5 separate regions of the Mus musculus genome follow, and all the other regions are linked to region 3. A link is a loop called in an ENCODE intact Hi-C map of the cell type or tissue named here. Cell type or tissue: left cerebral cortex. All regions are shown on one strand. Links, peaks and the distances in the headings refer to the core of each region. The heading gives the core; the rest is flanking DNA. Region 1 overlaps Fam135a (family with sequence similarity 135, member A). Region 2 overlaps Col9a1 (collagen, type IX, alpha 1). Region 3 holds the start of B3gat2 (beta-1,3-glucuronyltransferase 2 (glucuronosyltransferase S)). Region 4 has its middle 32 kb from the start of Mir30c-2. Region 5 has its middle 6.5 kb from the start of Col9a1.

Region 1 (6,411 bases), core at 645-5,644, 270 kb after region 3:
CACCAGTTCTAGTCCCTTTCAAGATAATATATCCTTGGGAGCATTCTCTTGCTCAGAGGGGGAAAAAAAAAACAGATAAAATGAAAACTAGGGTTTACTGATACTAAATTATTGACATAAAATTATAGTTTGTTGACAAACTAATTCTTAATCTATTGTATCATTTCCTATATTATTTCAAGGTGAATGTCAATGCATACTGGTTGAAGTGTCAAATTTGCTGTAAACAGCCCACAGAAGTAGTACCAAAAGTTCAACGCTTCCTAATTATATAAAGAGAACACAGGGAAAATGTGTGTTCCACATGGCTGTTTTATTAATACATATTGATAAGTACAGTGAACAGCCATTTAAAACAAGATATATAAATTTCTAAATCAAAATAGTGATCAGAAAAATATTCTAGGGGGGCTGGAAGATGGATGACTGAGTAATTAAAAGCATTCAAGTGTTCTAGCAAAGGGCCTGGTGTGAATCCCAGCACCCACATGGTGGCTTACAACCGTCTGTAACTATAGTTCCAGGAGAGCTGAATCCCTTCTCTGCTCACCAATAGCACCAGGCACACACATGGAGAAATATACACATTCAGAAAAAAACATCAGACACATTAAAAAAAATACAAAAATTTTTTAGAAAAACTCTAATAATTTTTTTTAAAAGTCAAAAGTGTATAATAAAAACTCCATTTAATTATTGCCCAGTCTGAACAATTAACACTTGTCCTGGTTTTATAATTCACTACTGACTACCTTTAATGTCCAGTTATTGTTTATGGGTAATTTTAGGAGGACACACACACACACACACACACACACACACACACTAAAATATATCCTATGATTTAACAAGTGAATATACAACACAGAATATTTCCATGATTTAGTGTCCTCCCGTTTCCATAATTTCCCGGTCATGTCAACCCCAAGAGGACCACTGTTTGGACTTTTTTCACTTTACAGTTTTGCTTGTTCAAAATTTCATATATAAAAAATCATACAGAATTCAAAAAGTCTGCTTTACTTTTTTCAAGTGAAATTACTTCCAACAATTCTTTAAGGACAAGGAAAATGAGCCCTGACCATAGTCAGTAGAAAAGACGAAAGGCATTTCTTTGGGTTTTTGTTTTGTTTTTCAAGACATGGTTTCTCTATGTAGCCCTGGCTGTCCTGGAACTCCAATGTAGACTAGGGTGGCCTCAAACACAGAGATCCACCTCCCTCTACCTCCTCACTGCTGGGATTAAAATGTATGCCACCACTGTCCAGCTATTTTCAGTTTATCACTTATGTCACTGAAGGCAGTGCCATTCATATTCAGACTGTGGAGATATTACACAAAAACGATGAATGTGAGCTATTCTGACCTGAGAAAGGAGAAGCAGAAGTTGGCAGCATGGGCAGAACAGAGGCCCATGGTACTATCAAAGGTGTGGCAAAGCTTACATCAAGGGACACAGTGCTAGTCCATTATGCTAGTCCATTATGCTTTTATTTGATCAGAAAGGGACTTTCAAAAGGTAATTCCTAGGATTAAACCTAATACGATTGGATTTCTAAATCTGAAATGCCTTCATTTTCTTCTGCTTTAAACACTATCCAGTCTGTTATTAATTATGTCTAAGATATCATATGTAAAAGGATATAAAATAGAATTAGCTGCATTTTGAATTTGTGCTACTTACTGGAGTTCTTGGTATGCAATGGCAGCTTCTCTTGGATGTTCAAAACAAAAGAACGCCTCCGAAAATCTGCGAACCTACAGAATTTAAAAAAGGAGCATTGATCACGTGGCGGCTCACATCAGTCCAGCACAGAATCCAGGTGGAGATGCCGACTCCACCAGGCACCCAAAGCCAGGCCTGTGAGGACTCAACTTCTTCCCTTCAGTGCTAAATCACTGCACTTCTAGGTTGTGTGGACTAAAGAAACAGAACTGAGTGAGAGAAGTTAACATTTTGTATCCCACTTCTCCTCCATGGTTCTTGTTCTGTTTGCTTCCTGACACATGGGGGACGGACCATGTCTGCTCCGACAGACACTGATGTATGCTGACCATGAACTGACTGACCTATTAGCACTGGGACTTTGGGCAGTTGACTTCTGAGCTTCAGGTGATGCACTTTGAAATAACAATCAATACCTGCTGTGCACATGGCACCCTGAAGAACAAAGACTATGTGCCCAGGAGTTTCGATGTGGACAGTCTATAAGCACATGCTTCTGTCTAGCACTCACTCATCCTGCCTTAACACGACTATGCACAGATCACATCCTTCTCTAGTAATATGGTGTTCTTTACAGGAGGAACTCTGTTTTATACTTTGCTTTTTCAGATGGGGTCTAACTGTTTAGGTCTGTTTAGCCTGGGTCTTGCACTGTAGACCAGGCTGGCCTTGAACTCACTGAGATCTACTTGCCTGGGCTTCCCCAGTGCTAGGATTAAAGGTGTGCACCGTGATGGCTTCTGTGCCCACTAAGAACACATTTTGGCATGCTATAGAAGAATGTACTTCGTAAATATATACTGAATTTGCTATTTCCTCCATTGTGTTTGTATTTTGACATTTATTTTTAATTATAAAAGGGGAGGGTTTTTGTTTGTTTGTTTTTTGGTACTAGAGTACTTACTAGTAAGCCAATTAAGAGGGGAAGATATCTTACTTGGGTACACAGAGGGAAGAGAAATATTCACATGTTCAAATCATATTATACTAAGGACTTTTTGGTGTGTGTGTACACATTCATTTGGTGACTATAAAGTATAAATGTCTATTTTTATTACATTAGGTGCACATTATATTTCTTTAATAATACCCACCCTTTCCCTTATGTCCTTTCTGTCTCCTTTGGCGGTTCCTCAGAGGACATTCCTTTCCTTTAGCTTCCATTGGACTTCTAGAGTCAGTGAGCTGCTTCCTTTCTCTCCTTAGCAGCCCTGATTCCTGCAGTAAGCCTGTGTTGAGGCTGATGTAAACCTTAGCATGCTACGGGGGAGGTATCTTCCTTTAGTACTTGAGAAATCTACTGCAAAAAGAGCCAAGGAAGTGATAAGCCTGGCCTTTCAAGTACACATTTGGGAAACTCCAAAACTGTGCTCTAAAGGTCTTAGCTTTTTGCCTTTTTACACCAAGGCTTGTTGCAGAAATACTTCCTTGCCTTATGTACTCAAATGAAGTTCTTTTCCCAGATTCTCTGAGTTATATTAGCACACTAAGATAACATGCAATGAATGAGTCTATTGTGTCATGGTAACTGTGGTATGACTGCCACCTGATGGCAACACATAATATTAAAATTTGTTAGGTTTGCAAATTTAAATTGAAGGGATACCACACCTCCCTATATCATTGCTTTGTTACAGCTGCTTATAAAGGTGAGTTTGGTTGTATACTCTAATTTAAAAATAATCAATATCACAACTATTCAAACTTGAACAAATAGAAAAAAAGCTGAACTTTTGCTTTAAAGAGCTCACTGTTCTTTTCTGGGTTCACTCTACTATTTTGTTCAAATTGTTAAGAGTATTTGTTACACTAATTCTACATGCCTAACCCTGGATGTGCAGCGTCTCCATGTCACAGATCATAATTGTTATAGTAACCTGAAAAGTGAAGGCACCTGACAAATGTTTGATTGCATGTCCTTTGCTCTTTGTGTTACCGTAATGCTTTAGTACACAAACTATCTCACATTTAATAACAGATACAATTCTAACTTACTTAAATGAATTGATTTCTCTATCCACATCTCTTCCAAAGGAGCAAATTTAAAAAGTAAAACTTTATTTTTGTACATGTGATAGGCCATTTTATTTTACCTATCTTTATTGAAACTTTCTAGGCCTTTCTGCTCTTCCTGGTGCTGGAATCTGAACCCAGCACACATGTGAGGCAGTGCCTACCCAAGGAGCTCCATTCCTTGCTCAGCATTTTCTGATTCTATGGAGTGATATCTGAATTATGGCATCACACATTTAAAATACATTTTGATGAATTCACATGAGAGCATCACTGTACTAAGGACAATATCCGTCAAAGAGAACATGATGATTTGCAGCGACAACAGCATATAACTAGTCAGACAACACTGTGAGAAGCAAAGCTTGCGTGCTTTCTCTTTCCTTTTTTGAGACTGGGTCTTATTCTGTAACCTTGCACTTGCTTTGTACTTCATGTTGATCAAAAGCTCATGGCAAGCCTGACTCTGTTATCCAGGCGCATGGATAACAGACATGAACTACCATGCCCAGCTATAATAACCTGATATAGAATATCCACCTCAGGCATGGCAGCACACGCCTTTACTTCCAGTATTGAGAGGCAGAAGTGGATCTCTGTGAGTACAAGGCCAGCATGATCTACATGCTGAGTTCCAGGACAGCTAGAGCAGCATAGGAAGACTGTCTCAAAAAAAGAAAAAGAAAGACGATACAAAAAACTGACTAATCCAACTAGCTAGCTAATCCCCTTCCAAAAATTCTTGTAAGTAAAGGATAAAAAAAGAAATACTAATAAAAAAATACAACTTGGGACCTTTTAACATAGGAACTAATATTCCAATAATTTTGGAAGAATAGGATGCTTGTATGTTCAGGTTGAGTTTATCTAAACTTTGTAATAATTCTATCATTAGGAAAGGGCTAAATTACAGGTATTACTCTAAAGAAAGTAGAAAATCATGAATTACATAAATTTTCCAAGTAAAAGTTAAAATAATTTAAAAGAAAAAAATGCCTTAGAAAGTACGTTATTGGCAATTAAAGTTTACTTTGGACAGCTATATTCAGGAAAATGCTATGTATGTTTTTGAATGCTTACATATAAAAGTTATTTATAATTACAGTAAAAGCCAAAGTCTGTTCAAACCTTGTAAAAAATAAAACAAAAACTATTTAGAAAATATTCCTTAATAACTTAACATTCATAGTCACAGTTGTATTAAAAGAATATTAAATAGTTTTAGAGAGTAGTATATCTTTAAAAATGCAAGACAAACTTTTTACATCACTGTAAAAATGTCAATGTGGCTATTTCAAACTCTTCCTAGGACATAAATTGTACCTACACTGTTAAAATATTAATTCGTTCATTCATTCATTCATTCATTCATTCATTCATTCATTTTTGGTGTCTTGGGTCAAACTCAGAGCCTTGTACAAGCTAGGCAAGTGACTTACCACTTAGTTGTAATATCAAACAGCCAACATTAAAAAAAAAAATCTTAAACCTTAGTTAATGCTTCTCATAGTTCCCTGGCCCACTGGTCTTACTGGATGCAGTATCTACACATTAGAATGAGGGACATTTAATTTGGTAGTTTAAAGTGCCAATGTATTACCTCACTCACACAATATGTACTCACTGATAAGTGGATATTAGCCCAAAACCTAGGATACCCAAGATATAAGATACAATTTCCTAAACACATGAAACTCAAGAAAAATGAAGACTGAAGTGTGGACACTATGCCCCTCCTTAGAAGTGGGAACAAAACACCCTTGGAAGGAGTTACAGAGACAAAGTTTGGAGCTGAGATGAAAGGATGGACCATGTAGAGACTGCCTTATCCAGGGATCCACCCCATAATCAGCATCCAAACGCTGACACCATTGCATACACTAGCAAGATTTTATCGAAAGGACCCAGATGTAGCTGTCTCTTGTGAGACTATGCCGGGGCCTAGCAAACACAGAAGTGGGTGCTCACAGTCAGCTAATGGATGGATCACAGGGCTCCCAATGGAGGAGCTAGAGAAAGTACCCAAGGAGCTAAAGGGATCTGCAACCCTATAGGTGGATCAACATTATGAACTAACCAGTACCCCGGAGCTCTTGACTCTAGCTGCATGTGTATCAAAAGATGGCCTAGTCGGCCATCACTGGAAAGAGAGGCCCATTGGACACACAAACTTTATATGCCCCAGAACAGGGGAACGCCAGGGCCAAAAAGGGGGAGTGGGCGGGTAGGGGAGTGGGGGTGGGTGGGTATGGGGGACTTTTGGTATAGCATTGGAAATGTAAATGAGCTAAATACCTAATAAAAAATGGAAAAAAAAAAATAAAGTGCCAATGTAAAACTGTGCTTTCCCCAGTCAGAACTGCACTCAAAGGAGGTCATGCCAAAGTTTAGCTCCCACTCTTCCTACAAGAATGGTGCTAATTTAGGCAACAGTAGAACTGATAATAACTTGGCAAATTTAAAAAAAATTTACCTAAGTCTGGACCTCAATCATTATTTTATGTTTTTTTTTTAAATGTTTCTTAGCTAGGTTTGAAAATTTGTTTTAATTTCTACTTTAATTTCATTACTGAGAAACTGATACAGAACCCATAATATAATTAAAATAAACAACAAAACTGAATGAAATACATCAAACAACAATAGCAAGAATTGAAGAAAAAAGCACTAAC
Region 2 (6,411 bases), core at 475-5,474, 490 kb after region 3:
AAACAAATGTCCCAATAGGACTTAGACCGTGGGCTATGTGGTACTTACATAATGCTAATAAAACTTCGTGACCCGGAGGAAGCCTCAACCTGGAGGTTCGGTACAGGAACCTGTTTGGAGGCTTCTAGGTAAATACACATCTTACCGAAAGAAATACCCACTCCATTTTAAAGCTTTACTTTTAAAATTTTTTAAAAAACATTTAACACATTTTAATTTAGATATAGTTACATTGCTTCTCTCTTACAGTTTTTAAATTTGATTTTTAAAATGTTTTTAATTTAATTTGAATTACATCATTTTTCCCTTTTCCTCCCTCCAACCTCCCTAGATGTCCCCCCCCCCCCCATCTAATTTCTCTCATGTCCTCCTGGCTCTCATTGATAACCCATTTTTCTTTTTCTTTTTCTTTTTCATTTTTTAAATTAGGTATTTTCCTCATTTACATTTCCAATGCTATCCCAAAAGTCCCCCATACCCTCCCCCCAACTCCCCTACCCACCCACTCCCACTTTTTGGCCCTGGCGTTCCCCTGTACTGGGGCATATAAAGTTTGCAAATCCATTGGGCCTCTCTTTCCACTGATGGCTGACTAGGCCATCTTTTGATACATATGCAGCTAGAGTCAAGAGCTCTGGGGTACTGGTTAGTTCATAATGTTGTTCCACCTATAGGATTGCAGATCCCTTTAGCTCCTTGGGTACTTTCCCATTTTTCTTTGATTAATATTCTTATACACGCACACATATGCATGTATGTGTATGTACATGTTAATTAACCAGCTGAGTCCATTGTTGGTATACCTTGGGTTTAAGGAACAACCGGTCTGCTTTAGACAGGCTATGGGGCTGATCCTGGGGAGAGGGTAATTCCCAGCCAGCGTTAGTTGCCTGTAGTTCTTTGTCCTGGGGTGGGACCCGGGACAAACTACCTGGGGTAGGTAGAACTTTCCCCAGTCCACATTAGGATGTTCATTGTTATTGTTATCCTTGTCTTGTTTACGTAGCCATTTCCAGAAGACATTGTTTCAGAGCACATTTCCTGGAGTTCTGGCTCTAACAGCCTTTCTGCTCTTTTTATCTTTGTCCTGTCTTCCATGTTCCCTGAGCCATAGATTCAGGGGTTGTGATGTAGATATATCCATTGGGGCCCGGGTTTCCATGATCATTTGATCTCTGTGGTGTGTGCAGTTGTGGTTTTCTGTGATGGTCTCCATTCAAAGAACACTTCTTGCTTGTCCCCATTGTTGAATTCTGGATTTAAATCCTACGGAGTAGAAGAAGATCATTTCGTCATTGTTTGTGTAAAACTAACATACCTAAAAAGTTAAATCTGTAACATGTACCTTCATTATCGGTCAGTTCCTAGGATCCCTGTTTTGTTTCTGTGTCATTTTTTGCCCCCTGTCTCCTTTCACAGCAGCATGTCTCAGTTTGTTCACGGTTAGCTATTGCATGTTCTGGGATGTTACTATGACATTGCTTATTATAGACCATAGGTCATTCGTGTAACGGTGATTATCATTTTGGCTATAGTGTATTGTTACTTAAAAGCAGACATATGCTGCGTAGTTTGTTACACTTGAACTAGGTAGGAGGGGCAGCTATGTAAGGGCTGTGGTCCTGGGTACAGGCTCCTAGGACTTGTGGTCCTTTCTCTTCCTTATTTCCAGTGACTGCTGCTCTCAGTTCCTTTTTGTGGAATAGCAGTCAGAACCACACACTCTTATGGGCTATTCTAGGAGGATTTCTACTCATGCTGACACACGTTAAAGCCATAGAGCAGGGCCTGGCTAAGCCTCACACTGAGAATTCAGGTGATTGTGCTGTGATTGACTCTTTCTTTATATGTGAGCCTAGGCAGACTGGCTCAGGTCACACATCCTGACGGAGGTATCTCTGATTCTAAGTGGTAGAGGGAAATATTTATGTTTCTCGAGTCTAGGTTCATGAAATTGACAAAACGACAGGTTGTCCAGTGTGACTAGTTTGTCCCTGTCACCATAGTTACGTGATGAAGGCATATCTCTAGCTTATTAATCTGCCTCTCTCCCAGAGCTGTGCAGATCTTATAAACAACCCCCGGGCCTTGAATTCCCTCCCTCTTCCTTTTCTCACCAGAGCTAGCTAATGCTGCTCAGCTAGGTCATCTCATTAAGGGACATCCCTGCATGCCTGCTGCCACTGAACTGCCCACGTGTGACCAGTAACTCAGCACTCACAGCATTTCAAGGAAAAATATGTAATAATAAATCCTGACTTCCCTGTGCATACAAACCCACTAGAGAAAGGAATAAATTAACTGAAGAATCTCGTGAAATACCACACAAGTAAGCTTTGTGTGTGTGTGTGTATCTTTGGGGAACAATCCCAACAATTAAATAGTCATTGCATGTATCACCAGATCGCCTATTTAACACAGACAATTATTTGCATGTCTTTCTCCATCATGCCTGTGTATGCACTGTTGTTTCATTCTGTCAAGTGTTAGGGGAAAAGGCTCTGCTTACATCAGTGTAGCATGCCTGCCCTCTAGTGTCCACATGGAGAATGGTATTCACATTCTTTTAAATTCTTAAAATCATGAAAACTTTCTGGCAGTGGGGTCACTGATATTTCAGGAAGCTGTGTAGTCACTAGGTAGTTAGTGTAGTTAAAAGACCCACAGGGTGGTCAAGGCATAGTGAGGGCTCTTCAGATCCTGGTCTTCTGCCTTCCTGAAACAGATACAAATAGTATGCAGACAAATTAGCATGTCCGTGTTCTAATACAGCTATTTATATATAAATATGTGTAAATACAGTTTGGCCTGTGGGCTGAGGTTGACCTAATCTATGCTACCTGTCTAGCCCCCATTGTCTTTGACTCCTTTTGTGAGCATAGTCATTTTCTCCTGGTCTTGGTTTGATTTTAAGACAGATTTGACATATCTCAGCAGGACATTCTTATTGGCAAAGTGCATGAAAACCGCCTTTAACATGCAATTAGATGTGGCCTATTTTTAAAACTAAAAAAGAAATCCAGTTAACTGTTAACTGTCTCTAGTGTCAGGTGATGTAGAACTCTCTGCTACAGGAGCTGTTGTGACAGCCTTACCTGTAAGTGCCGGGGATGAAGGAAAGCCCCTCTCCCATTGGAGGAAATGGATGACCACCTCCTTCATCGCAACTGATAGTTGGATAAGAGCCTACGGGATAATTTATTGGGAATACCACATTGTTGCTCAACAGCAGCCTTGAGATGCATACATTCAAAGATAACTATCCTCTCTTAAACCTTGCAAATGGTTTGCCCTCTGACCCTGCTTTGTGGAGGGTGTGATGTAAGACCCACAGAAGAATGAGATGTCTGAAAAATAGGTTCCCTCACCTACCTTAATTTCAAAATATGTGAGCTATATAACAATAATACCATTTAATGTGTCCAGCTCATTACATTAAGATGTATGTAATTAGAACACTAAAATAGGAAAAAGACTGAAAACCCTGGGATGGGGGGGGGGAATGGGAGTACCTCCACCTATAACATGTAATTGGATATGAAGATTTGGCTTTTGGCTTCTCGAGCGGCTAAGACTCCCTATTAGGAGATTGCCCAAGTGAACGCAGTTGCTTTTACACTGTTTTCTTAGTAATAGAACGAAGCACTATTGATGCAAAGGGACACAAGCAACAGAGCTCCTCATTGTCCTGCTGTGTCTCACAATGTGTGGCCTATGGAGCACACGTGACAGAACACACATATCTGAAAGGAACTCACTGTGGTGAAAGTCACATTGGGGTGAGATTATGAAATTTTGTAGGGAGCATGGTGTGAGCCCTACCAGACACCAATAAATAATAACTAGTAGTTGAGACCGTCCCCATTTAATGGACAGAACTTAATGGTGACAAACGCAAACATTCCATTTTATTGATGAAGAACCATAGAGGCTTGCTTTCTTTTTTCCTGATTCTAGTGGTTCATAATTGGTTGAGTGTTTTTAACTTCTTAGCCATGGTCAACTTTGTCTGTATATGGATCACTGTAAGAAATTGGGGAGGCTGTTCGCATCTCTGCTCATGAGAAAGACAGTGTGAGTCACAAAACCAGCACAGCACCCGTGACTTTGAATCTTCAGTAGGCAAGGTGCAGAGTCAGGTGAAATTAGCTTGAATAAAATAGCTAGTCACTGACTTAATATAGTTAACCTTGGATTTTCCCACTTTATGATGACACGAAAGGAGACACATTTGGTAGAAACTTAACTTAGAAATTCTGAATTTTGATCTTTTTATGGGGTTAGCAATACATGATATGATGTTTTCCCCTAATGCCAGGAAGCACAGAGTTGGCCATGCACCCGCAAATGGAAAGAGTTGGTTTCTCTGTGGTGTGCTGGGCTGCTAAGTCCTGATGCTTGGCAGGTTGGATGATTTTTGACTTAACTATGTTCTTGACATAATCACACTGTACACTGAGGGATGCCTGTGCAGTTTATTTAACTCACAAGGTTCAAAATACTACCATACCAGGTAATAAGCCTAAATTTGTGAATAAAACACCTTATATTTTTTGCTTGCTAGACCTTCCAATTCCAGCTTTATTTTATGCTTACAGTTCACCTCAGTTTGGGCCAGTCACATTTCAGTATTCAGTAGACATAGATGGTTAGAGGGCACCATGATGCAAATATGGAAGACACACACTGAAATCACTTTCTGCCTTTGATTGCTGTGAAAGCCACATTCACTAACGGGTTTTCTCCTCTCATCACGGGTCACCTCCAAAGGCATTTGCTAAGCATCTTGCTTGCACAGTGCTAGGTTGTGAGGGTCTACTGTCTTATGCTAGTCAATAGCTTGTTCACATGTGTGGGCTTTTTATCTGTTTCAGGTGACCCAGGCCCTGCCAGCTATGGGAAAAATGGCCGTGACGGAGAGCAAGGTCCCCCGGGAGTGGCAGGAATTCCTGGTGTGCCTGGACCCCCAGGTCCTCCAGGCCCTCCTGGGTTCTGTGAGCCAGCCTCTTGCACCCTGCAGTCTGGTCAAAGAGCATTTAGCAAAGGGCCGGACAAGTGAAATCCGTAGCGTTGTAGGCTCCCTGCACAAAGCACACCTGTTAGCAGAGTGTGGGGGGAGAAACGATACCAAAACTGGGGCAAAGCCTCAAAGGTTTCACCTCTGACATCATTACATAAGTGCTACTTGACAATCAGATTTAGAGCAACTGGTGCTATTCAGTAAGTCTTGTTCCTTGTCCATGGAAGGAAGGTAGGAGAGTCAACAGACAAGAGTCAAATTCAATTTCTCTTTAGCCAAATTTATATATCCTCTTCCCAGGAGTTTGAATTTTAGTGTGCTATGAATGGATATATGATGTGTTGTGGGTCACTGTGCCAACAACAACAACAACAACAAGCTGTTCACATTACCTCAGTTGCTGTCATTATTTTTATTTCAATTAAGATATTGATCTCAGATTATTCATTCAGTTATATCAAGTATTGCTAGGATACTAAGGAACAGACCCCACTACATTCAATAAAATTGGTGCTTAAAATCTTCATCAGGGCTGTGTCCCAAAAGTGGTCTCTATACATCGCATGGTGGTTTTGATATTTACTATGAATTTGTGAATAGTGTGTACTGCATCCAATCCCATTTGTATTCTAAAATCCACGTGAAAGCAAAGAAGTAATACCCTGACACACATATGTTTTGTGGCTGACATTATTTATTTTAAAAGTTTGAGGTAACATGTCTGGTTGTACCAAAGAAAAAATAAACACGGTTTCCTAGTCTTTTGTGTGTTCTAAAATAAGTAGTCATGTTAAATGTGGTTACATGTTAATTGAACTGGTTTAGAGTCATTAAAATTTTGACTTACTGCTACTTCTAAAAATGTATTTATTTTACTGGTTTATTCTATCTGAAGAAATCTGAAGAGTTCCCACTGGTCCACAGAGTTATTCTATGACTGTGTATGTGTGAATGTGCATGTGTGTGTGTATTGAGAGACTTAATGGATTTCGTTGAAATTCTAATGAAGACTATGAACCCATTTTCCACGGGCAAACACACAAGTGCATATGCATGTGCACTTTGTACACTATTTCAGAGAGTCCTTGGAGTGCCGTAAACCTGGTTTTTCTTGGTCTCTAGATTAGGAACCACACTTTCATTTCAGAGGATGTAGTGCCTCCTTGCAACCTCACGGATGCAAAAATAACCTACCTCTCACCATTTTCAAAAAAAAATTTACGAAACAGTTCTTTAAAAAAATGTAGATAGTTTAGAGTTACATTATGGTAGTTAAGAACATGTGTATATTAGTTAAATCATGACAATACACATTTCCATTTCTTCAATTATTATTCTATGTGTTCAGAACTATGTAGTTTAACTATTTTGAAATTCATCAGAGCTGGCTT
Region 3 (6,411 bases), core at 774-5,773:
TGAGAACTCACTATTAGATGTCTGTATCTAAGTGTAACAAGGCCCCTAGTAGGCACCTAGACCTTAACACAACTGCCTCGGCGGAAGCACCGTTCAGGGTATAAAGCTCAGCATGTAGACCGTACCACCTGCCAAAACGGAAACAAAGGCCCAATCCATCAAAGTCCATATAGTCACGGGAAGTCTCAAAATGCACTAACCTTGCTTTTTACCTTTTGTAGTTCCGATTCTGACGCACTGTTCTTGTTAACTGAAGTATGTCAACCCAGAACGTGGCTTTTGTTGTTTAGGTTTGGTTTTTTGTTTTGTTTTATTTTTTTGTTTTTTGGTGTTGTTGTTGTTGTTGTTTGCTTAAACGCTCACCCTGAGAAAGCCTCAGCGCTACCTTGGGATTCAAACACCCAATGTAGTCACCGGCTGGCTAATAAATGCTTTATATATTTGCTTCAACCCAAGTCGGAGCAGTCTTCTCTAGTGACTACCCCACAACATAAGAGAGTAGTTGTGAAAATTCACAGGTGCGCAGTGCCAGACACCGAACCCAAGATGCAGGACACAGCCACGTGAAGGTGGAGGATCTGCCCCAGCGTGCTGCTTGTTCCTCAGGAACATAGTCAAAAGGATTTTCATGCGACAGAGAAAGTCGGGTTGCGGAGGAAAACGGAATCAGAAATGATTCATTGGGGGTGGGGGTGCTTTCCTCAGACTCCCTGGAATGTGCTTGGAATGAGAACAGCCTGGGGTTCGTTCGGCTAATAGATTCTCTATATATGAGAGGGTCTTCCAGGTATTTCCGCTTGCCATCCTCTGACCCACTTGATCTGATGGCATCACCTAGGAAGACCGGTCACTCACAGCCAGGCTGTGCTGATGATGTGCAGTGAAGAGGCAGTGGGTTCTATCCAGGACGCCCACGTTCTATTTCCACTAAGTCAGTTACCACTGACCTCAGGAAATTCCCTTAAGTCTCCATCTTCTGCTCCTTCATCCAGAAAATGAAGGTGATTCCACCTCCAAAGCCTCCTTGAAAGGATTACAGGGATGGTCCTGGGGGATAATTCCTGTGCCTGCAAACTGGGAAGGCTCCAACATGAACAAAAGCAAGTTACACATACTCAGCCGGAGTTGTCAAAATGTCCCCCACAGATCCAACTGTGGCCGAGCAGTTGCGATTGATTCCTTGGAATGGGCTGGCACACATGCCAGACACCTATGTGCGGCACCCCCTCCATCTCTGTGGGATTCTATTGATTTCTGCCTTTCAAGAGAAAGTGGTTCTCTTTGCTGAGGTTCTGTACACCAACCCTCAAGCCAGGGAAGGACCGCTTTGTCCCCTCCCTCTTTCTCCTTCTGCCCTCTTTAGGACTCCGGACTTGTCACACGTGAATGGGTTTCCTTGGCTGATCTCCAAAGACCCTGCAGCAGTTCAGTGAGCTGAACCCTGGGGCGATCTGAAAACAGCACCCACCACCTCCACACACACACACACACACACACACACACACACACACACACACCCCAGGCAGAGGTCGCGCAACCCAGCAGAGATCCTCCTCCCTCCCCCTGCCTCTGCCCGCAGGCAGCGCCTGGTGCCACCGGGCTCAGACCCCGCAGAGAGCCTTGGCCCTTCCCGCCTCCGCCCCGCAGCCCCTCTCCGCCAGTAGCAGCGCTGCTATCTTCCCACCGGAGCACTAGGAGGACGCCCGAGTCTGCAGCGCCCCCGCCCCCTCGCTTTTTCTTTCTTTCCCTGCTTTGGGATCTTGCTGTCTGGAGCCGGGAGAGGTTCCGAGAAGGAGAGAGCGGCACAGGTTTCTGCCGCGGCGCTCGAACGGGAGCTTAGGGACGCAGCATCCTCGGTGTCCACCCGGGATCGCAGCTGCACCGGCCGACATGTGACGGAGGAAAGCCCTCAGCATTCCCGGCAACCGCCTTCAAAGGGGTCCCGGAACGCTCGCCCAGGCCAGCAGCTGGATCCTCTTAGCCCTCAGCGACGCGGGACAGGAGCGGCAAGGTACAACGCCTGGTACGTTCCAGGCTCGCACTCGGGAAAAGAGCGCAGCGGGGACCGCCGCCTGGCTTGCACTCGGCACAACTCCGGGACCTGCGGAGTGCGGCTGGACCGTGTCCAGATTCCCGCCGACTTCATCCAGAGTGACCCAAGACCCTAGCCGGTCCTCCTGCACCCCCTGGAGTTCTAGCTTGCCCTGCATCTGCGCCGACCCCACAACGCCCAGGTCCCCGCAACGCCCCAGTCCGGAAGGGGAGCGCGCTTGCGGCTTCTCCCTGATTGCAGACGCTGCCGCTGTCCTAACTGCACACAGAGGTCCCCTACCCGGAGCCTAGTCCTTGCAGGGGGTGGTGTCCGAGACGCTGGGGAGCGCGCACCATGAAGTCCGCGCTGTGCAGCCGCTTCTTCATCCTCCTGCCCTGGATCCTGATTGTCATCATCATGTTGGACGTGGACCCCCGCAGGCCCGCGCCCCAACTCACTTCCCGTCCCTACTTCTCTCCCCATGCAGTGGGCTGCGGGGGCTCCCGAGTCCCGCTCCGACGGAGTAGCCCCGGGCGTGACGCTGCCGAGAAGCGGAACGAGTCTCGGCCTCAGCTGCAGCCGGAGCCGCGCTTGCCCACCATCTATGCCATCACACCCACCTACAGTCGCCCGGTGCAGAAAGCCGAGCTCACTCGCCTGGCCAACACCTTCCGCCAGGTGGCGCAGTTGCACTGGATCCTGGTGGAGGACCGGGCGACGCGCAGCGAGCTGGTGAGCAGCTTCCTAGCTCGGGCCGGCCTGCCCAACACGCACCTGCATGTGCCCACGCCGCGGCGCTACAAGCGACCGTGGCTGCCGCGCGCCACCGAACAGCGCAACGCGGGCCTCGCCTGGCTGCGCCAGAGGCATCAGCATCAGAGCGCGCAACCCGGCGTGCTCTTCTTCGCCGACGATGACAACACGTACAGTCTGGAGCTCTTCCAGGAGGTAGTGGTCCAGCGCCGATGGTGGGGTGTAGGGTGTGTGTGGGGGGGAGGGGGGACAAGGGGCGGTTGGGCCCCGAAGGTCTGCATGCCCTTTGTGCTTCCTGTACACTTTTGAGTTCTCAGTCCCTTCGAGCACGCATCCCGCACTCGGCGTGGAGCAGCTGAAGATGGGCAGTCCACAGCCTCTTCGGCTGGCTGCGGTGGGTGGAGAAGGGGTGTTGGTGGGTGGAGAAGTCTGCCCCGAGGTGTCTTGCCCTGTCCGGGATTGTGTTCAGTAAATAATAGTACAGGTGATTTGCCCAACTGGATGACGCCCAAAGCTGGAGCTAGGCTTGATTTTCTTGGAGACTGGATCAGTGCCTACAGGTGATTCTGAGTGGAGACAAATGTGGGATAAAGGTACTATCCCACATATCATCCCACTGAGTTGATACTAACAACTCAGCTTAGGGACCAATCTCTTCTAGTACAGCCAGCCCCCTGGTGTGAGATTGATCCCTGGTACATGCACCTACGTGTATGAGGGAGGGTCTTCCTTTGGTCTTTACCTATCGCATTGGCAAATGAATTAGAATTATTCTGCCCAGTCCTTAAGGACCCGCCCCCCACCCCTGCCCCAGGCATCACCCGAATGGCCTGCTGGGCCATTCTCTGAGTGGAATTTATCAAGCCACTCTTGCTTGGCCTGAGTTCCTTGAGCGCTGCCCCGCCCCCTGCTGCTGAAGTGGCCTGTGTTCCCTGGGAGGCCACCTGCATGCAGCCACAGGGATAGAGCCGGTGGCCTTTCTTGAGACTGTTTTGTGGTAATGTTGTAGGTCTGTAAGGGTTGGTGATTTCTCTCTCTCTCTCTCTCTCTCTCTCTCTCTCTCTCTCTCTCTCTCCCTCCCTCCCTCCCTCCCTTCCTCTTTCCCTTCCTCCCCCCTTTCTCTCCCTCTCTTTTCCTCTTCCTCTCTCTCCCGCACGCCTCAACACTTAGTTACAGCTGAATAAAATCTTAATTTCTTTGCCCCGTGGGACTGTAGATCTCCACCTAAAATTCCTCGACATCCAGCCTCCTAAAGACTCCCTGACTTCCCAGCTCCTCCATTACCCCCAGAAAACTGGACGTTCGGGAGATACTGTGTGAGCAGGACACTGAATTCATAAAACAACTGTGTGTCCAGCAATCAAATGCCCTAAGTGCCCCCCACCTAGTGTCACCTAGTGTCAGGTTGCTTTCCTAGCCTCAGGACAATGACTATACCCTTCCCGTTTAAAAAGTATTTGCCACCCTTCATTTCTACTCTTTCCTTGTATTAAAAAAAAAAAAAAAAAAAAAAATTGTTCTCTAGACTCTCATTCCATGGGACTTGCTGTTCATGTTTCCCCAGAGAAATAAGCTTGGTTTAGTGTATAGCATGGATTTTATTATACCCATGATTAGGGTTATCAAATGATTGCTTTAAAGCTGGACTTTTATTTTAAAGTTAAGTTGTTTCTTTGCTCTTTCCTCTAAAAGGAGGACTTGTGTTTTGAAGCAGACCTTTTAACTCTAAATGCTTGTTTATTTTTAAGCCAAGTCTTTCTTGCCCAACTCTGAAATCACTTTACCTATGACGCGTCATCTTGTTTAAGAAAAATAGTGCACATTGCTGCTAATTGACATTTGAGGGGGGCTAAGCTGGAAAAGAGGAAGGATTGCTTCTGTGCCAGCATTCAGCCTGTTGGCACGAGGCGTTAAAGGAGTAGAAAAGTTGGCACATGCAGGCAGGGAGACAATTCAGATACAGTCTCCTTTGAGACTTCCCCTGATGAAAGGAGAGCTTGTGTGAAGGGTATTAAAGAGCAGAAGGAAATTGGGGATTTTTTTTCCATTGACCTGTGGGGGGGGGGGTTGGGAAGGAGAGGAAAGAGTAGGGAGGGAAAAATATTGTATTGGCAATGAGAAAATAATTTTTTCAAAAAAAAAAAGCAAGTGAAACTTTTAAGGCACAAACATGTCCTACAATTGGAACTAGTGTACTACTAATAATACATTTTTCAGACCCTGTGTAACTTTTTGTGAAGATACACAAAATACACAGCCGTGTATTGTCCTTTGTCACCGTAAGATGCAGGACACTCTGTCTTCAGAACCTCTCTCTCAGAAGCAGTTTAAGGCAAGGGCCTTTCCTCAGCGTGCCAGGTCCTGCCTCCCAGCTATAGATACTCACAAATTGGGCTTTCGTTGTTGTTAATGGGGGTTGCATATCTTATTCTCCTTATTACAATCTCAACATGACACCCAATGTGCTTGATTAGTGGGCTTTATGCCTCCTCCTGTATACTTTCTATAATTTCATGTTTATTTGCCTTTAATGCTTGGTTTTATTGATGGGGTGACTCACTCTGCACCCCTTCTGCAATTAATGATTGGGGGTGGACTTCAGTCTAGACACTGTTCCCCTGGAGAAAAGAGAGAAACCCATAAACTACTCAGTGCTTCAGCTCCTGGGGGGGGGGGGGAGACGAAGAGAGGCTACAGAGATGAGGCCTGTATCTCTGCCCTTTCTATTGACCACATGTACAAATTTGTTTTTAAGTAATTCATAGTATGTAAGGAAAGAATGTCTCAAAGCTAGCTCCATCTTTTGTTCATAGAGCTTCTAATCTCCAGAGCTGATGGTTTAAAAAAAAAAAAAAGCAAGATAAAAGGAAGAAAATGAAGCAGGTACAAATTAGCTCACTGAATATTGGCTTCAAATGAAGGAGAGTAAAAAAATGAAAGGCCTCCAAATTAAATTAAAGACGCAACAGGCAATCTGCATTCAATTATTCCTCTCTGGTAACTGGGATAGCATCTTTTTTTTTTTTCCCCCTCTTGTACAGCTAACTAATTTTCAGCTTCCCTTTTCAACTGAGCCATGCTGCCAGGGAAAGAGTGTTTGCACTGAACGAGAACCGAATCAATCTGCAAATGGAGCTGAGTGCGAGCTGAAGCCTGGGAAGCTGTCTACCGAGAAGGAGGTAGCAGGGCCTTTGCAGGCTTCCGGCACCTCAGCTACTCCAGGCCTCTCAGTGGGCAGCAGTGGCGTTTTGCCCCTGATGGACCACTGATAATCCTGCTGGCCTGTCTACATTGATTGAGCTTTCTGGGAAAGCTTATTTGCAAAGCATTTGGACAGCTTTAATAAAAGCCACAAGTACAGATAAATGGGACTTTATAGCTGGTCATATTTTCAATAGCGCTATCGACCAGATGTCTCTTCTTCAAGGCTTTCCCAAGCTTAAAGTGATTTTTTTTCAGCTGAAAGTAGTTTCACCTTTGCAAATCAATTGAATTGAAAGGGTTTTTTGTTTTTGTTTTTGGGGGGTTTTTTGTTGTTTTTGAAGAAGAAGAAGAAGAAGAAGAGGAGGAGGAGGAGGAGGAGGAGGAGGAGGAGGAGGAGGAGGAGGAGGAGGAGGAGGAGGAGG
Region 4 (6,411 bases), core at 721-5,720, 440 kb before region 3:
CACAATAAAAACGAAACAGGACAAGGAAATGTATCCGAAAAACTGTGTTACAGTAAATTACCCTTGTGTGATGACATCTCAGCTATCCACCTGATGTTTTGATTACCAATGGCTTTGAGTGAGGACTATAGATTAGATCAGTAGCAAGAACAGCATGTCCTGGTCTCTGAGCAACCTACCTGTAAGGGAGTTACCCAGATTTACAGCCACACAAGGCCTGTGGCCTTGATGCCTTTCCGTGGGGCTAAACTCTGATCCAGATGGATTGAACTATGGAACAAAAGCCCAAAGCAGTCACCCAGCAGCTAGGTGGCCAGCGCTTCATCCCCTGGAGAAGAGTCAGCGGGGCAGAAGAGAGGACCTAAAAGCATTTCCCCTGGGCTTGGGAGGATCGGGCGTCAAGGGTGAATTTTGAGTTCTGCGGTTTTGCTATGTGTGAACTCCCTGCTCTCTGGAAGACACCTTCCTGCTGCTTCTGTGCACTGCTAAGCCATCCCCTCTTGCCTGTGAACTGTCATGGCTGCTTCTGCGGCGTAACTGGCACAAGGAAAGAGGCTCCTGTGACCACATTATAAGATGAAGGCTCTCTGACAGCAGGCTTGTCAGATGCTCTTTGTCACTAGCGGTTCAAATGGGTTTGCTTTCCGGTTTCCTGGATACGTTGGAAACAGAGACTCAGAAAGCCAAGGAGGGGGAGGCAGGTTTCCTTCTCTTCTCTGACCCTAAGCTGCCTCTTACGGTACTTTCAAGTGGCGTATGAAAGAAAGAGATTAAAAGCAAAGGGTGCAAAAGACAAATAGACAGACGCTGTTTCTATTGTCAACTTCTGAAGTTCCAGGAACAGACTGAAAGTTCAGGCTAGGTCTATGAAAATATTCACAGATGCCAAAAAGGCCAGCAGCCAAGACTCGTCTCTTTGTGGACGAACTAAAAAGCTCCCAACAGCTAGAGGGAAAAAAAAAATTTTTTTAAGGCTTGGCAATGATGCGAGTCCTATGAAAAAGAGTGAGAAAGAGAAAATGCCCCCGAATTAATTAGATTTATGACCTTCTCAAGACTATTTTCTCCCAATCCCGGACCTTTAAGTGTTAGCTGGCTGAAATGTAACGACCAGGAAATATTGATTCACTCCCCACAAGGTGCTGCTAGTACAGTGTAGAGCAAAGAAATCTGAGATAACTCGGGATCCTTTAGAAAGGGAGCTAATATTACTGGTAAATAATAATAATAACAATAAACTTTACAATAAACCAATGTGGAACCTTGTAAAACTATTTCAAGTTATTCAGAATGTCAATCACATGACATACTTTTGAAACTTTTTTTGAGATTGTAATATAATTACATTATTTCCCCTTCTTCCCTCCAAAATATTTACCCTCACTTCCTTCTTTAAAATTCATGACCTTTTTCATTCATTGTTGTATACATACATACATACATATCCCTATATGTATATGCATATATGCATATATGCATGTTCCTAAATGTGTAAGAGCAGCCTGCTCAGTCTGTAGTGTTACGTGTGCATATGGTTTGGAATTGGAGAGACAGTTGGTGCGCTGGTGTGCTCGTCCCTGGGAAGACTCTATCTCCCATTCTCACAGTCCTCACCTTTCTGTAGTTTTTGAACCACATGACATTGTAAAAAAATTTTTTCAATACGTTTAATGAATTGTATTGAGAAAATCTTAATTGGCCCTTCACAATTTGTCTTCAGAAATTTAAATTGGAAACACCTGGGTTTTTTTTTTCATTTTTTAAAAAATAAATTAAGTAGCATGGGAAGAAAACAGGTCATAATAAGGTGAATTGAAACCAATGGTAAAAGCTGAAAGTGTTTGCAAACACCGTAGTGTGCATTTGGAAAATAAAATACACGGTTGAAAATCACTAAGGCAAATAGTTGAGTTTTATTTAGTGACCAAATTATAAGACATGTAAATACCGTGAAGAATTTGAGTTAGAAGTTTCCTTTATCATGAATATCCAGTTTATTAGAAATAAGTTTATTGCTTTTATTTCTCTTTTTTTTCCAAGTTTGACAAAATTTCTTGTAATTTTAGTGAAGGCATTCAGCTCAGTCGTCTCTCTCCTCATCTTGACCTCAGGTTAATTTGTGATTTGAGTCAAGTAAAGACTATGTAGGAGAGCTGTTATTTCTATAAACAGGAAAACGGACAAGTATGCACTTCCATTGTTTTATGTAGAGCTTATTAAACAAACTAAAAGGTATTGAACAAAGTTTTAGGACTATCGGTAGGCTGCTTCTTGGAAGTCATTACACACACACACACACACACACACACACACACACACACACAAAATGCCCAGGAAATAATCACCTCCAATAAAACTCACTGAAGCTGCCTCCAAATTTAACATTGTAATTTTCAAGGAAATTTCATCATTTCTTTTGTCTGTGACTATTAAAGATGCAGTTAGCTGTCACATCGAAAAATCCCGTATATAATCCCCAAGTACAAACACCCCGCAGTGCACACATCTGAGAGAATATGTAACAAGAGACGCATAATGGGAGCGAAGTTGTGAGCAGTTCCACTCCCAACTTCCGCATAACCTCAGTGGGCTGGCTCCCCAGCGCAGCGCTGAGGAGACCGGATACTGGACTGGGAAAACAATGTCGCTGGAATATTGACTGAAAGTAATTTGAATAGAATTAAGATGAATCTTTTCCTAAAGCCACTTCATTCTCTTTTGGGTTGTTTGCATCGCTGTCAGCAGGTACAGATGCCTGGCTCTTTCAAAAAAGAATCCTTATGTGAAGTATTGAGTGGTAGAACTATCCCCAGTCTCTTTAATGGCGCTCATCTCCATTGGGGATTCTGCAAAGGACACTGTTTGCTACCAAAGTAAATCAGTATTTCGAACGTTTCTTTTGGTTTTTAATTCTAGTTCCTATAAACATTTCCACCATAACTTGAGGCAAATTATACGGAAGCTGTTTCTTTTTTTCTTTTTTGATTTTTTGTTTTTCGAGACAGGGTTTCTCTGTATAGCCCTGGCTATCCTGGAACTCACTCTGTAGACCAGGCTGGCCTCGAACTCAGAAATTCGCCTGCCTCTGCCTCCCAATTGCTGGGATTAAAGGCGTGCGCCACCACGCCCGGCTGCTTCTCTTAAAGTACAAACCACCCCAAAAATATCAGTGTGCCTACTGCTGTAAGTATTTCGCTGGCTTTTATTTTTAAAAGGTTTAAATATCCATCCACCCACCCCAAGATGGTATAACATTACATAAAGACAGATGAGGCAATGCGTGTTCTGTGACCTTTGAAGCATTTAAGTTACTGACATATTAGACCCAATTTGAATTGAATTCACAAGGTTTCTTATTTGTACAACTCCATGGCTTATTTTAAGTATATAGATACTGGCTGGTGGTTTCAAAAGCACATTTTGATGACTGAAACAGGACAGGAATGCTTCTTCAAACATATTTTCGTTATTGCTTTTATTTCTAAAGAGCATCTAAAATGTTACCAGATATTCGGCTGTAATGACCGAAAATAAACAGTAGAGGGCACTTTGGTTCTCTAAGAAAATAAATTGTTCCAAAATCTTTTGTAAATCGGCAAAATAACGGATGCAGTTTGGACTACATGAGAAGCTTAAACAAAAATGTAAAAATAAAATAAAATAAAATAAAATAAAATAAAATAAAATAAAATAAAATAAAATAAAATAAAATAAAATAAAATAAAATAAAATAAAATAAAAATCTCTGCTTGCTGTGAACAAAGCAAAGCTGTCTTGGGTTAACTGAAGCATCTTTGTTTAGTCAGCCTATAAGGAAAAAGACTGCCCTGCAGAAGAAAAATCAAAACCATTCTGTGGGCTACAAATTGAGGCTCCATCATATCGAGAATATTTCATTTAAGCAAATAAACAAAAAAACTCACATTCAGTTTGAAATGGCCTGACATACTAAATGTTTCTGACTTAAATCAGTAGTCGTTGCTTTGTCTTGCTTTAATAAAATGCTAGGCAAAAAACAACTTGTGAGTGGAAGGTTTTATTTGGCTTGTAGTTTGTGACCTACCGTCAGGGCAAACCAAGGCTGTAGCTCCAGACGAGAGCTGGAAGCAGAAGCCGCTGGATGCTTACTGCCCTGCTCCTCTGGTTTGTTGGGCTACCTTTATGATACAGCCTTGTCCCACCTACCTAGGAATGCCAACTCGCATAACAGACTGAGACATTCTATACCACTAGGAAGCAATCAAGGAAATGTCCCACAGGCCAATCCAATAGAACCGATAATCCAATAGAATAGATTCCCTCCTTGTAAGTGTACCTACATTTTCATGAAGTTGACAAAAACGCACCAAAACATTCACCTTATCTAGGCTTTCTAGACATAAAGCGAATGTTCTCACTGCCTAAGAAGTAGTGGTAAGTGACAGTGTATGCTTCTTCTATATTGGTTGACACTCCTAACAGTTGGCCTATGGATTATGCAATATTTAGTTTCCTCTAGAATCGTCTTTATTACCATCCTTGTCATTCTGCTCATAAGTCATTTTGTGGCACAACGGCTTCCTTGTGCTACGTACAAATTTATCCTAGTTTTATATATACACAAGGAACACTAAATGGACTCCTGAGGTTGTGTTTATATATTTATGCATATATGTAACGATAATAATTAAAGAAAAATAAGGCCATGAATTTGTGGGGGAGAGGGAGCAAAGAGGAGACACAGGGAAGGCCAGAAAGACAAGAGGGAAGTTGAAATGATGTAATTGTATTTTAACTTAAAACTTAAAGTTGAAAATGAAAATGTGAGAGAGAACACGCCAAGTAAGGTAATAGACAATTAAATCTAAGTTATATTAGTCCTTGTGCTAATGACCTTGAGAAAATCATTTATAATTTCCTGGACCTTAGTTTTAACATTCATAAATGAATTTCTGTATTTATTAGGAACTCTGCGATAGTGTCATCCGCTCTTACTCTGAATAGTTTTCGAGCAAATTCCATGACTTATGTCCTAGTTGTTAGCAGATTTATCAAGAATCTGATTCAAGCAGGTTGAAAGATCCACTTGAATTTTGATAAACAGATACGGAGCTAATGCTAAAATGTACATCTTACTCAATATGAGCATCCACCACAGGAGGCCTGAGGACCTTCAGAAACCAATCAGTATACGCCACACACCCCGTGTCAAGAATATCTGGCAGAGGTTAAAATCATACAATGACTACATATCTCGAGGCAGATTACAGAGAGTCTGCATGATACTCTTGAGCCAAAGTGAGCAATAAGTTGTAAAATGGAAAAGAACACTTCAAAACCAATGAAAGCTTGTTCTACAATTCTGGGAACATTCTACCCATTTCCACCTGAGACAGGAGGTACAGCAACCTTGCACTTACACTCATGTGAAGTACTTCAATGGACTAAGGAGCTGCGCTCGCGCGCGCGCGCGCACACACACACACACACACACACACACACACACACACCTGAGTTCAGTGGTGACTGTTCCATCTATTTCCATTATATTCCTTAGGGGGAAAATGATCTATCACTCATGATATTACCCAAGGCAGGTCCCATCTGGAGATGCCTTATCACTGCTAGTAGCGAAACTAAAACAGCAAACAAGCAAAAGGTCTGGACATGGAGATTTATGGAGGATTTGCTAAAAATAAAAAAGAAATGTTCATATTCATAGATTATTTTCTAACATGTTTGTGCACATCTTACATTGTAATGTATTTAACAATCTTATTGATCTCTAAAAAAGGTAAGAGATAATTAAATGATATAGGTGAGATAGAACCATGTTTTTTCTTATAAAGACTTTGGCTACAGGACTCCAATACCAGAGCCAGAAATAAAGCAAGATCAATGAAATTGTGGACAATGAACTTCAGCATTAGTTTCTTGAGTCTACACAGACATTAGTATTTACCCAATGTAGGAGCTGAAGTTGACATCCCAACTCCATAGAACTCAGCAGGCTTGTTTTGTTAAACACTTCACTATCCAGCCACATTCTACCCTCCTGTCTACTATCTGCTTTATGTCCATGATCAATAGGCAGCTGAGCATTGCACAAATCTTAGTGTCTGGGTCATGTAGTATACCCTGAAACAAAAAGCCTTTTGACATCACTCTACCTGGGAAACCCTCCCTAGCCCTAACCCTTAGCCTCTAAACCACCTTCTCCGCTTTCACTCACCTCCTGCAAACCAGGGAAACCACTGCTCCCTTTGGACCATGTGTCTAATGTTCACCATAGCGCACACAGGTGAATTAAGTTCCTATGCTTCTTGCCCATGGCACTGCTTTCCTAGAAGAGACCACTCGGACTCCCTTTACTCCTCAGCCCCTACCGCAATGTCAGCATACAGAAACAGATCAACATCTCCAAGATATAAG
Region 5 (6,411 bases), core at 950-5,949, 410 kb after region 3:
AAAAATACTCACTGAATCTCTACATAAAGAATGACACACAAATAATATTTTCAAAAGGTAAGTTACACCTTACCCCAAACTAAAGGCTGCTCATACATTTTCATACCTCTAAGTTTTGCTCAAGTTATTCCAACCTTCTGTCCCCTTTTGCCATGCAGTGTATGATTCATTTCTCAGCATTAGGCTAAGGTGTCAACCCTTCAATGAGATGCTCTTGAATTCCTCTGGGCAGTACCAGCCACGTCTACCTTTCTGTAGCTGGGCTACTTTGCTAATGCATGGTTCTGCCCCTTTCTTTGGGGTAGTTCTAGGCGAGTCAAAGTATGTCCCAGGTTTGGGATCTATCTGTCTATTCATCCTTGATGGTTTGGGGTTTATCTGTCTACTCATCCTTGAGGACTGAGCAGGCTTGGCACATACTGAATGTGAGCTGGTTAAAATTTTGATTGCTCAGGAAAACGATAATGATTGCCTGCAGCCTGTAATGAGTGAGGTATGCATGAGATTATAGATGATCAAGACCCCTACCTGTGATACTTCAAATTCCAACACAAAATGTGACGTGGACAGAGCCACAGAGCAATATAGGGTAAAATACCAAAATTCCACAAATATATGTGTCTTTTAAGAATTTCAGATCATGTGTATGTGCTCATTTGCCCACAACTTCTCCAAGATTCATCCTCACTTCCCTAGTTACCCAACTTTGGCTTCACAAACCAAACCAAACCAACCCACCCATCAAGTCCAGTTTGTACCATTAAAATATTCTGGCATATCCGTATGGCCTCTTTTCATTGAAATATGCTCAACTTATCAGGGGCTACACTCTCATAGAGAAAACTGACATTAAAATTTCTCCAATGCTCCCGATAAACCAAGTTAAAGGTAGAGAATTTAGAGTAGGAGCCCTGAAACAGGACCCGTCCCAATCCATACGATATCTTGCATGGGGTGTGTCTATGACTTCTGTTGGTCGTCTTATCAATGCACTGCTGTGCTAAACCCTTGAGCATATGTACCTCCATCAGAGCTCTGACTTGGTAACCAGTAAAACAGACTCATTATTATTTATTATTATTTAACCAACATTTGAAATAGTTTAGAGGAGTCAATGGGGGAAGGAGAATAGGAGTGAATAATTCTGCACAGAATAGAACGGAGAGCCTCTTCAACACTGTGAGCATGCACATGTGTTTATGTGCACAATCGTGGGCAGGCAAAGCTTCTTGTCAGAGAATCCTGAGGTTGGTATGTCTTGCTGTGTGTCATTTTCTTTAGCAACTCATTGAATGTTTTGAGCCTCACCTCTCTTGTAAAATGGCATTGTTGATGAACTGTGTATGTTAAAGAGAAAAAAGTTTGGGTGTAGTTTCTGGTAGCGAGCAAGTGTGCATCCTTCTGTAATTCTAGAAGGAATTCCACAGGAAGCCCTGCAGCCAGCATAGACTGAGAAAACACGTTTGATCCCACTCCTCTGTCGACATCCTCCCAAGTCCTGGACGGCTCTGATTTTCCTGCAGGTACTCTGTGAGCTGTCCAATCCTGGAACCACTGTGTTGATGTTGGCGCCCCCATCAGCTCCTAACGGCTCTAAGCTCAGTCGTTAATAATGAAGGCTATCACTTGTCTAGGTTCCAGTTGCTGCTGCTATTCCTGGTATCAGCCGTGGTTTCAGAGAGATTTGAAGTAAAAGGAGGTAATAGAAGGAAGGACTCCTGTGGGTGCCCTTAGGAACCACTGGAATGTCTGTGCATGTCTTTGTGGCTTTTTGGTTAGCTGTTTGCCTGTGAGCTTACAATCCACATGGCTCTGGGTGAGAAAAAATCTTAAAAAGAAAAAAAATCCCATTGGCTTCTGGCAGCAGTCTCCCACTGGTACTCAAAAGCCTCTTTCTATATAGATGTTTTCTCTCTTAAGGTTGTATAAGTCTCCATTAAAAGCTGTAACTTTCACCTCAAGTAAGAGGTTTGTACTCTTGGAATTTGCTGTCGTGAGGTATGTGTTCTATTGCTGAGTTACATCCCCAGTGAGAATTTGATATGTTGTATGTGACATGTGATCACATTTAGATTTTGGGACAGCACATGCATGCGTTCTTTTTTTTTTTGTTGCTTGAATTTTTTCTTTTATTTTTTATTCACTATTTTTACGTTCCAGATTTTATCATAACCCCAACCCCACATCCACCCTCCTACTGTTCCACAATCCATTCCTCCTCTCCACTCCCTTGTCTCAATGAAGATATCCTCAACCCTCTAACCTCTTCACCAGCATCTGCTGTCACCTGAGTTTTTAATCTTAGCCATTCTGATTGGTGTAAGGCTGAATCTTAAAGAGGCACTAAAGTTTTGCTATGCCTGCTATGCCCACCATACCCACAGCTTACGTGCAGAAAAGGAACTCAAGAAAACACGAAGTTGTGGTAAGAGGAGTCTTCCTTAGGTAGGGAAGCCAGTAGTGGTTGTTTTATTTCCTGTTGCTATGTTCTCTAAAATATCTGTGTAGCAGTTCCAAAGCAAAGAAGCCCTGTGTTTTCACAGGAATGGATACACCCATTCACGCACACACATATATGTATGGAAACAGTTACATGTATGTGTAAAGTTACATATATACGTATAAAACAAAGTCAGGGCATTGGGCATCATGAATGCAAGTGTCAAGTGTTACAGGCAACCATTGCTGGATCCACAGTGATTGTTAGGATGCCCTTTTTATACCTACTTACAACCCAGTAGTCTAAGGTATTTTCTTCGTCCCTAACTGAACTCTCACAGCTATCTTCAATGTAGTTTCTTTGCCAAGAAATCTGGATGGCTGCATCTGTTTCTTTGGATTATTATAAATCACAAAATAGATCATGATGAGAAAGATTCTTGAAAAATCACTGAGTATTGTGTTCAGGAAGGTGCTGATGGAGAGCTTGAAGGACAAGTTTACGGCGGCTCTGTGGGAAGAAGAATAGAAATGTAGGGAAAGTTAAGAGTATGAAATGGAAGGAAGGTGGGCTATCGGTTGGCTTACCTTGATGGCTCTGGGTAGGTTTCTTTAGAAGCTGTGTATTGGCCAGGTATATTTGAAGCATGGAGCCACACTTTATTTCTCAGGATCTAAATGAACCATGACTTACTGAAGCAGAGGAATAAACAGCAGAGGAAAACGTGCTCCCATAACCAAAATAAATCAAGCTAAAATGTTTGTGTGCCTGGCTACGTATTAAGTTCTAATTTAACCCTTAAAGTGTGTCCATAAAGAGGGTGCTTTTGTAATTTTTATTTTTGTTTTGTTTTTATTATTATATTATGTTATATTATTTTATTATTAGCTTACAAATAAGTAAACTGAGCCAGAGAGGGTAATTCCTCTTGCAGCTACAAAGCAAAGTTTCTAGCAAGCTAGAGTGTGTGTCTTCCAAGCTCAGTCCTAAGGGTTGGCTTTGTTAGCCAGAAGGAATGTACTGGGGCAGAGCTAATTTTAGTTGTTCATTTTGTTGCTCTCTAACAGGCTTTTAAGAACAATCATAGTGCATTGTATTTGTGCATCTATCTTGAGAGCAGCCCCAAAACGGAATCAATTATAACACTTTACTTTCTACACATGGAAAATAACAAAAAACGGGACATTTGCATAAAATCAGTTTTCTACTTAAGTAATGGGAAATCAAGGTCTCTGATTCCTTAGCTAAGGTTTCAGATTCCAGGGTCACACTGCCACCTAGTGTAGAGAGAGCATATTCCCCCCCAAGCAGAAAGTACTGAACCGGGTGTAAGATGCCAAGGGATGCAGCAAAAGGGAGCATGTTTAAGAGGAAGGGATTTCAGGATTAATGATGGTTCTATGTTTTATTAATGGAGGTTAGCGTGTAGGAGCTCAATTTTATTATTAATAGCATTGAGTTTATTATTAATAGCATTGAGTTGGTGAGTGATAATAGGGTAAAGTGTAAAGAGGAGACAGGTATCTCTACTTATTTATTTTATTATATCTATTAATTTATTATGCCCTTACGGTTTCCATATTATTTATTTATTTTTCTATTCATTCATTCATTCATTCATTCATTCACTCATTCACTTTACATCCTGAGCCCAGCTTCCACCTCTCCTCCCAGTGGCCCTCTCACACAGCCTCCCTCTTCCTCTCTCCTCCTTGGAGAAGGGTGAGGCTCTCCTGGGTACCAACTCACCTTGGCACACCAAGTCACTGCAGGACTAGGCACATTCTCTCCCACTGAGGCCAGACAAGGTGACCCAGTTATGGGACTAGGATCCAAAGGTAGGCAGCAGAGTCAGGGACAGCTGCTGCTCTAATTGTTAGGAAACCCACCTGAATAGCAAGCTGTACATCTGCTACATATATGTCTAGTCCACGCTTGCTCTTTAGTGGTTCAGTCTTTGGGAAGTCCCTAAGGGTCCAGGTTAGTTGACTCTGTTGGTCTTTTTATGGAGTTCCTATCCCCTCCCTGACAAGTACATTTTAAAAATAGATGTCTTGTAAGGAATGTAATGCATGTGTCTTTTCATTATCTCTAAGGGTCTCAGGAAGTCTTATCGGTTAAACTGATAATTATTTAGAAATCTTATTTAACAAATAATTATTATATACTTATAGCCTGCAAGGCAGTGCCTGTGGCAACAAAGGGGATGGGCTCAAAGGAGTTGTAAACATGACTTGAATAAGCAGAGGCTTTCAATGGGCCACCACCAGCAGCAGCATTCCCAGCAACAGCAGCAGCAACATTTCGGAGCTTATTAAGATGCAAATTTTTGGACCTGCCTTAAATCTTCTGGGACTGGAGTCCAGTAATCTGTTTTAAGCATCTTGGTGGTTGATTCAAATGTAGCTTTTGGCTCCACTGTTAGAAAAGAAGCCCTGCCAGTACACAGAGAACCTTGCTGATGGGCTAGAATGCATGGTTTGGAGGAAAGCAAATGAGTCTTAGGACACGAACCAGCTGCTGTCAACTTGGAGATCCACAGGCAGCAAATACAGCAACGGCTCCCTGAAGCATATGTGCTCTGGTGGGTGGCAGATTGATTTCTCTCTTCCTTGGAGAACTGGAAATGGTCATATTTTAGAGGAAGCAAAAATAATACCCTGGAAAGGTTTGGGGGTTGGCAAGGTCAACATTGCCGTGTCTTTGGCATTACTGTTTTACTGCACGAGCACATATATTTGCGAGCGATTGCACAGAGAGATGAGTATACCATGGGGCTGTTTGCTTGCTCCGAGTCTAGATGATTAGGCTACAATTATGTGCATAGAACCAAAATAAGCAGATTTAAAATAGAGCTTTGATCAGGGTAGAATTTCTTTACAGTCAAACTGAACCCAACACAGGACAGTGGGAGTCTTAGTTTTTGCAACTCTCTGATTGTTAATCAGCATCTCAGCCAGAGGTTTCTATGATAAGTTTCAGGCTCTAGCTGTGGCTAATTTACAGCACCCTCACACAGCTCACACATGCTACCAGGCGCTCTGGATCTTACACTGAAAGATGTAATAAAGATGAATAAAAGCAGATGAATTAAGCTTCAAACTCAACTTCAGTAAGAAGCTGGTTAAAACACTCCTGCTTATTTGAAACTATAAAGTAATAGAATGCGGTGGTCACAACATCTTTATTGTCGTCAGGTTATCATTACTCAATTCAAAATCACATTTAAAAGAAAAACAGATACTCATGTGGAAACAAAGGAACTTGCCCCACTATTTGGTGAGCTTGGTGTAATGTCCCAAGTCCTGTGTCAGGAAGTAAGAGGCATTGTGTCCACTGTGTTCCAGTCCAGTATTTTTTTTTCTAACCATGACTTGCAAGTCATTACTGATTCTCACAACAATATTTTGATCTGGTCATCTTTATTAGAAAAGGGAATAGAAAATGAATCGAAAAATAGAATATAGCACATTTACAGGCGTACGTGTTATTTTCTGAAACCTTTGCTTTAGTTTGTGTATAAGCTGTTGAAATGGGTCTCTCCCATCCTTTAAGCAACACCGGAATCTCTTCCAAAGACATGCCTGACAGTGTCACTGGGTACCCAAGGGCTTATGGTAGTTTCCACGACAACCAGAACAAAGTCTAAACTCCTTAGTACTATTCATAATCCCTCACCAAGTTCTTCCTATTGGATATTTCGAAAAAATTTCCCATATATTTAGTTGTTCAAGCTCAAAACCAGGAATATCCAGGAATATATTTTCTCTGTGCCCTCCATCCCTCCACCCCTCTACCCTTCCACCTCTCCATCCCTCAACCCCTTCCAACCTACTTTATCAATCTTACCTCTTCATCTTCATCCAGTCTTTCCTACCATCGATCCCCTCAGAGCAGCCTTCCCTGGCCCCCCTCCATTTAGGCCAGTCTCCACATCTCTTTCTGGCAAAACATTTCCCCAATAGTTTTAA

What was found. Peaks named below come from ENCODE experiments on the same cell type or tissue, not always from the same donor. Only the 100,000 strongest peaks of a DNase experiment are listed, where the experiment ranks them.
Region 1: it touches region 3 in a loop (9-fold over the local background); 7 of 42 quality-filtered maps call a loop at or near these places.
Region 2: a loop joins it to region 3, with 2.8 times the contacts of the local background. A loop is called at or near these places in 4 of 42 quality-filtered maps.
Region 4: a loop joins it to region 3, with 4 times the contacts of the local background. A loop is called at or near these places in 4 of 42 quality-filtered maps.
Region 5: a loop joins it to region 3, with 3 times the contacts of the local background. A loop is called at or near these places in 4 of 42 quality-filtered maps.

What each region holds. Positions count from the first base shown.
Region 1 is chr1:24,030,979-24,037,389 of GRCm38, forward strand. It overlaps Fam135a (family with sequence similarity 135, member A), which reads right to left. Exons shown (of 21, transcript NM_026604.4): 12 at 1,685-1,758. Among named protein-coding and RNA genes, the nearest start is that of Sdhaf4, 29 kb to the left of the region's middle. In left cerebral cortex, for the core only: a CTCF peak has its summit at 3,266; DNase peaks (open chromatin) are centred at 3,028 and 3,215.
Region 2 is chr1:24,246,803-24,253,213 of GRCm38, forward strand. It overlaps Col9a1 (collagen, type IX, alpha 1), which reads left to right. Exons shown (of 38, transcript NM_007740.3): 38 at 4,875-5,936. The coding sequence ends at 5,059. Among named protein-coding and RNA genes, the nearest start is that of Col9a1, 72 kb to the left of the region's middle. In left cerebral cortex, for the core only: a CTCF peak has its summit at 2,535 (motif pointing left); a DNase peak (open chromatin) is centred at 2,491.
Region 3 is chr1:23,760,249-23,766,659 of GRCm38, forward strand. B3gat2 (beta-1,3-glucuronyltransferase 2 (glucuronosyltransferase S)) reads left to right here and starts at 1,678. Exons shown (of 4, transcript NM_172124.2): 1 at 1,678-2,980. The coding sequence starts at 2,387. In left cerebral cortex, for the core only: a CTCF peak has its summit at 2,710 (motif pointing right); DNase peaks (open chromatin) are centred at 1,787, 2,083, 2,260, 2,720 and 2 more places; H3K4me3 peaks cover 2,003 bases.
Region 4 is chr1:23,320,895-23,327,305 of GRCm38, forward strand. No RefSeq gene overlaps it. Among named protein-coding and RNA genes, the nearest start is that of Mir30c-2, 32 kb to the left of the region's middle. In left cerebral cortex, for the core only: a CTCF peak has its summit at 3,533 (motif pointing right); DNase peaks (open chromatin) are centred at 844 and 3,530; H3K4me3 peaks cover 410 bases.
Region 5 is chr1:24,167,939-24,174,349 of GRCm38, forward strand. No RefSeq gene overlaps it. Among named protein-coding and RNA genes, the nearest start is that of Col9a1, 6.5 kb to the right of the region's middle. In left cerebral cortex, for the core only: a CTCF peak has its summit at 3,730 (motif pointing left); DNase peaks (open chromatin) are centred at 3,719, 4,994 and 5,331.